2 separate regions of the Homo sapiens genome follow, and region 2 is linked to region 1. The links are chromatin contacts, found by Hi-C or POLR2A ChIA-PET in ENCODE. All regions are on one chromosome and are shown on one strand. Each heading gives the region's core, a stretch centred on a gene start or an enhancer-like site at or near the end of the contact. The rest is flanking DNA. Distances are from core to core; before and after follow the strand shown. Region 1 overlaps PACSIN2 (protein kinase C and casein kinase substrate in neurons 2). Region 2 holds the start of TTLL1-AS1 (TTLL1 antisense RNA 1).

Region 1 (2,700 bases), core at 177-2,676:
CACCTGTAGTCCTAGCTACTCAGGAGGCTGAGGCAGGAGAATGGCGTGAACCTGGGAGGTGGAGCTTGCAGTGAGCCGAGATTGCGCCACTGCACTCCAGCCTGGGCGATAAAGCGAAACTCTGTCTCAAAAAAAAAGAAAAAGAAAAAGGAAGAAAGAAAAGAAAAGAAAGAGAAAAGAAAGAAAAGAAATCCATGCCCTGGCTCCATTTTTTCTTTCAGTGACCCTCACTGAGGAGCTGTGGGTACCGTGATAGGCACTAGGGAAGGCAGGTGACTCGAGTATGGTCTGATCTACCAGGGTTAACAACTTGGTTGGGGAAAGAGGAATGGGGGCCAAATAATGGCACCATAGAGGAACTATAACGGGACAGTGGTGGGCAAAGGGTCACTAGAACGGTGGGGGGCTTCTTGGAGGAGATGACACTCAAACTGGGCCTTGCAAGGTAGGTGGGAGTTGACCAGCAAGGCGGCAGTCTCAGGTGGCAGTGTGCTGCACGTGTGGCTATCAGGGCCAGCCCATGAGGGGCAAGGCTGCTGGGCAGGCTGGGAAGCCAGAGTGGGGAGGCCCCAGGAGGTGTTCTGTGTGCAGCTGCCACATTGAAAGGTGTGCAAGTGTAGTTGGAGGATGTGCAGCTGAGGCAGGGCCCAAAGGAGGGGGAGTACACAGAAGCCAAGAAGGGAAAAGAAGGGAAAAGGCGATCTGCACACACACAGTGCCTTGAAGGTCTTGCGTTTCCCGTAGAAATTGTGCTGTAGCTCTTTACCAGATTGACTGGTATTTGGGCACACAGTTGAGCATACTCTGGGCCTCGGTTATATGTTTTGAATTTAGTATGGTTTTTATTCAAAGCCTCAGTGCTCTCTGCACGTTTCCATACTCCCATCTCAACTCTAAAACATATAAGTTGTTATTCAGATCAACTTGCTGGTAAAATTAGAGAAAATTTCAAAGCTCCTTTTTACTCTCTTTGTCTCACATTTCTCCAATGGGGAAAAAGCCTGGAAGACAAGTGTGTTAAAGAACTGGCTGTTCTTGTAAGTATTTGAGGAGAACAGTGTGAGTCATTGTAGCTTTTCACTGGTATTTGAGTATCCGGTTTATTTTTAAACAGTTCTGTGAACTGGAGTTTCTTCCATAGTTTCTGTTACCATGGCGCCATAATATTTCCTCGTCTGCTTGTTCATACTTTCACACACTTCAGCATCACATTTACAATTCCTTACAATCAGAATATCTTATTCATAACTTCCAAGAATGTTTCTCCAGCTGCAATAGCATTTTTCTCCAAATGGGAAAAGTCCGTTGTTCTGCCACTTGCAGATGCTGGGAAGAAAGAGGGTCTGGTTCTGTGAAGGACGGTGCAGGGTGCGGGGGCTGTGAGGGCCCCGTTGGGGTTTGAGTGGGTGGACCTATGTCATCTGTGTGGAGCCACTTCCCCTTTAGGCGCCACGGTTGAGAGTATAGGACGGACAGGCTGCTGCTTTTGCTTGGGAGGAGTTGGTGTTATACATTTTGGTCTAGACATCTAACAGACCACCCTTGGTTCTTTGGTCCCCTCAAACATGAACATGGGTGTGTTCTGTTGCTCTTATTTATTTTGTCATTTATTTTTGGACTTGAATTGAGGCTTCCACTTTGGGCAGGTCTCTTGTTTTGAGAATCTGCAGTCCAGAGAAAAACAATGCTGGGCTTGGCAGTCACTGGTGAAGTCGGCTTTGCCCGCCCTCCAGGCATGCAGGATTATTCAGAGAGGTACCTTTCTACATCTCATTGCTTTGAGAAATATATATTTCTTAAAGAGTTGTTCAGGATTTAAGGAAAGTTGGGGAGGTATATGGAACCATAGAGATAGTTTGTTTCCAATTTCTTAAAGTCTTAGACCTCAACTTTTCAGGGATAACAAGGTTTTCCTCTGACACATAAAGATAATAATAGACTAGGTTCTGAATATGTGCTTTGGACTTAATTATGGGAACTTGGCTTTGCCAGGTGTTTTCAAATTCTACTGTAAATATAAATGCTGATTCAATGATACAGCAACTCTTGATACTTGAGAATTTAAAGTGCTGCGTAACTGATTGGACATTTCGTCTCCTAACACAGTTGGTTCCTCTGATTCAGAGAGGACCCCTTTTTGAAGATCAAAAGCAAAATAAAAGTGTGGAAAGTGTGGACTTCTAGTGGCATGTGGACAGGGGGGTGTCCTGGGGGCTGCCCAGGAGGCTCCAGGTGGGAAGTGCTTCTGACTTAGTGGCTCTACAAGCTGGCCATTGTGGAAGAATTGGCTTTTTCCTTTTTTTTTTTTTTAGAATTGACTTTGTAAGAATCATCAAAAAATTGTTTTGCTCTCAGCTCAATAAACATTTGTAGTTAATAATCCGAGTAACTAATCTTTTTTCTCTCCTGTGTAATCCAAGATATGTCAGTATATGGTCTTCGTGAGTAAAATTGATACCAATAGTACATTATCCTAAAGGTCTTATTTGATATCCTTTTATCAAGTCAACACTTTACTGTCCCACCATTTCACTTGTAAAGATCCCCAAGTGTGTCGCTGTCAGTTTCAACAAATGTTAGAAAGGACCTGTTGTCATATGTGAGATACGCTTCTGGAATTCACTGTCTAGAGGGGAAAGCAGACTGTACACAGGTAAAAACTGAGGTAGTGGTATGTGCTTTGAGGAAATATAAAAAGAG
Region 2 (2,700 bases), core at 77-2,576, 100 kb before region 1:
TCCAGGTATGATGAAGAATTGGCCCAGGGTGACGGGGCTGACCGGGAGCTGAGAAGCCGTCAGGGTCAGTCTCTGGGGCCCAGAGCAGGCCGATCGAGAGACTCGGGGAGAGCGGTCCTCACCACCTGGAAGTGAGTCCCACCTGGACCTTATCAAAACTACTCACTCCACCTGGGCCCCTGCTGAAGCCCTATTTTGAAATTTCCCTTTTGTAGAGCTTTTTTCCTTTCCTAAGCCCTGTAAATAAACGAAGGCACTTCTTTGGAAGGTTATGGAGTCTGTTTGACTAGTGCTAAAGGAAACAATTCATGCGGATGTATAAAACTCGCTCTTTTTTTTTTAATTTTTAACCTAAGCAGAATTTTCATATTAAAAACTCACTTTTTTGACAGAAAGTAACAGCTTCAAGCATGTAATTTGATGTGTCACAAGGTTTAAACATTAAAAAAACTTTACACTAAATTAAAAACAAAACAAATCTTATAGACTCGTCCTGCCACGAGAGAGGAATGTATTTAACTGACGGCTCTTTTAGTTGCGTTTCTTTTTACTTGACTGCGATTTTTTTTTTTTTTCCCGAGACAGAGTTTTGCTCTGTCGCCCAGGCTGGAGTGCACTGGCACAATCTTGGCTCACTGCAACCTCTGCCTCCTGGGTAGTATTTCTCCCACCTCAGGCTCCCAAGTAGCTGGGATTACAGGCGTGTGCCACCACACCTGGCTAATTTTTGTATTTTTAGTAGAGATGGGGTTTTGACCATGTTGGGCAGGCTGGTCTCAAACTCCTGACCTCAGGTGATCTGCCCACCTCGGCCTCCCAAAATGCTGGGATTACAGAGGTGAGCCACCACGCCCAGCTTACTTGACTGTGATTTTGAAGAAAACAGGCAACTAGAAATATTCCTCGGTAATTTATCTTTACAAAGGCCTTTGTCTAGGTGCTCCCAGGAAGACCTGTTTTCTTTTCTTTTCTTCTCTTTTCTTTTTTTTTTTCTTTTCAGACAGGATCTCGCCCTGTCACCCAGGCTGGAGTGCCGTGGTGCCATTGTGGCTCAACTTCCTGGGCTCAAGTGATCCGCTCACCTCAGCCTCCCGAGTAACTGGGACCACACAGGCACACACCACCACCCCCAGCTACTTTTTAAAGTTTTTTTTGTAGAGACAGAGTTTCACCATGTTGGCCAGGCTGTTCTCGAACTCCTGGGCTCAAGCGATACTCCTGCCTAAGCTTCCCAAAGTGTTGGGATTACAGGCATGAGCCACCACGCCTGGCTTCAAAAAGACCTGTTTCTACCACTTCGGTTTTGTGGATGAGTCTGTTGTAAATGGAACTAGATGAGCACAGACAGGTCCGGCTGTGTGCCTTTTATGACGTCAGCAGCTGGGTTTGCTACAGGGAAGCGCCGTGGGCAGCCAGGAGCTGTGGGAGGAGCGATGGCTGCGGGACAGGCTGCGCGAGCGTGGTTGTTCCCATGCAGTCTCCCGGTAGCCCGGTGACTTACAGGAGTGTATGGAGAGGACCTGAGTTGGTGGGTAGATGGACAGATGCATTTGAGTAATAACTCATGAGTTACAGTGCTGTTCTTAGGAAGGGTCTTTTTTTTTTTTTTTTTTTTTGAGGTGGAGTTTCACTCTTGACACCCAGGCTGGAGTGCAATGGCACAATCTAGGCTCACTGCAACCTCCACCTCCTGGGTTCAGGCGATTCTCATGGCTCAGCCTCCCAAAGAGGTGGGCTTACAGGCGCCTGCCACCACGCCCAACTAATTTTTGTATTTTTAGTGGAGACGGGGTTTCACCATGTTGGCCAGGCTGGTCTCGAACTCCTGACCTCAGGTGATCCTCCCGCCTCCGCCTCCCAAAGTGCTGAAATTACAGGCGTGAGCCACTGCGCCCGGCCAGGAAGGGCCTTTTACTCATGGTCGTATTAACACGTATTTGCTGAAGTTTCACTCGCTGTCTTGAGTTTATCTTTAAAGCTTGCCACCTGTTTTTGTTGCAATGCTAGTAACAGGAGTTTGTTCTCCCAAATGGCACCAAGGGTATGTCCTTCAGATAAGGGTCTTAACTGACTTGCCCAGGCTCTCTCAGTGCCCATGCATGGACGTGTGTCAAGTGTACATGCCATATTGTGTGTGTGTATATGAGTACATATATTTAATGATGTTTCACTGCCAATTAGGGAAAAATAGGTCTTTTCAACACAAATGGTACTTGGCTGGACTCCAAATAAACTACAATTGGTGGGCTTTTCAGCCATTCCTTCTTCGTGATCTTATTGGTATGTGTGTTGTGTGTGTTCCCTGGTGTTTAAGTTTTGTTTTGTTTTGTTTTGTTTTTGAGACAGAGTCTCGCTCTGTCGCCCAGCAGGCTGGAGTGCAGTGGCGCAACCTCAGCTCACTGCAATCTCTGCCTCCCGGGTTGAAGTGATTCTCGTGCCTCAGCTTCCCAAGTAGCTGGGATTACAGGTGTACACCACCATGCCCGGCTAATTTTTGTATTTTTAGTAGAGATGGGGCTTCACCATGTTGGCTAGGCTGGTCTCAAACTCCCAGCCTTAGGTGATCCGCCTGCCTCAGCCTTCCAGAGTGCTGGGAATACAGGTGTGAGCCACTGCGCCCAGCCGTGGGGTTTAGTTTTAATGTGTTTGCTGTTGATGGCGGGTGTGGGATGGAGATCCCCGAGTCAGACTTGGCCTTGT

The links. Hi-C counts contacts between places; a loop is a spot of excess contacts on that map. ChIA-PET counts read pairs that join two places held with the same protein, here RNA polymerase II (POLR2A). Pooled maps may share reads with other maps.
Region 2: a loop to region 1 is called in a map of MCF 10A, with 2.1 times the contacts of the local background. The contact joins the promoter of TTLL1-AS1 here to the enhancer-like site in region 1. A Hi-C loop is called at or near these places in 1 of 168 maps with a recorded cell type or tissue (MCF 10A), 7 of 37 single-sample maps with no recorded cell type and 8 of 50 pooled maps. POLR2A ChIA-PET finds 5 or more read pairs at or near these places in 7 of 52 experiments (A549, AG04450, H1 and 3 more).

Annotation. Positions count from the first base shown.
Region 1 is chr22:42,932,362-42,935,061 of GRCh38, reverse strand. The region is part of intron 1 of PACSIN2 (protein kinase C and casein kinase substrate in neurons 2); the gene reads left to right. Among named protein-coding and RNA genes, the nearest start is that of ARFGAP3, 76 kb to the right of the region's middle. RefSeq lists enhancers at 13-528, 529-1,045. Within about 2 kb of position 1,426, at least 25 of the 41 ENCODE cell types and tissues checked have a DNase peak (open chromatin) inside an H3K27ac peak, as active enhancers do.
Region 2 is chr22:43,037,211-43,039,910 of GRCh38, reverse strand. TTLL1-AS1 (TTLL1 antisense RNA 1) reads right to left here and starts at 1,326. Exons shown (of 3, transcript NR_125362.1): 1 at 1-1,326. TTLL1 (TTL family tubulin polyglutamylase complex subunit L1) reads left to right here. Exons shown (of 11, transcript NM_012263.5): 11 at 6-395. The coding sequence ends at 135.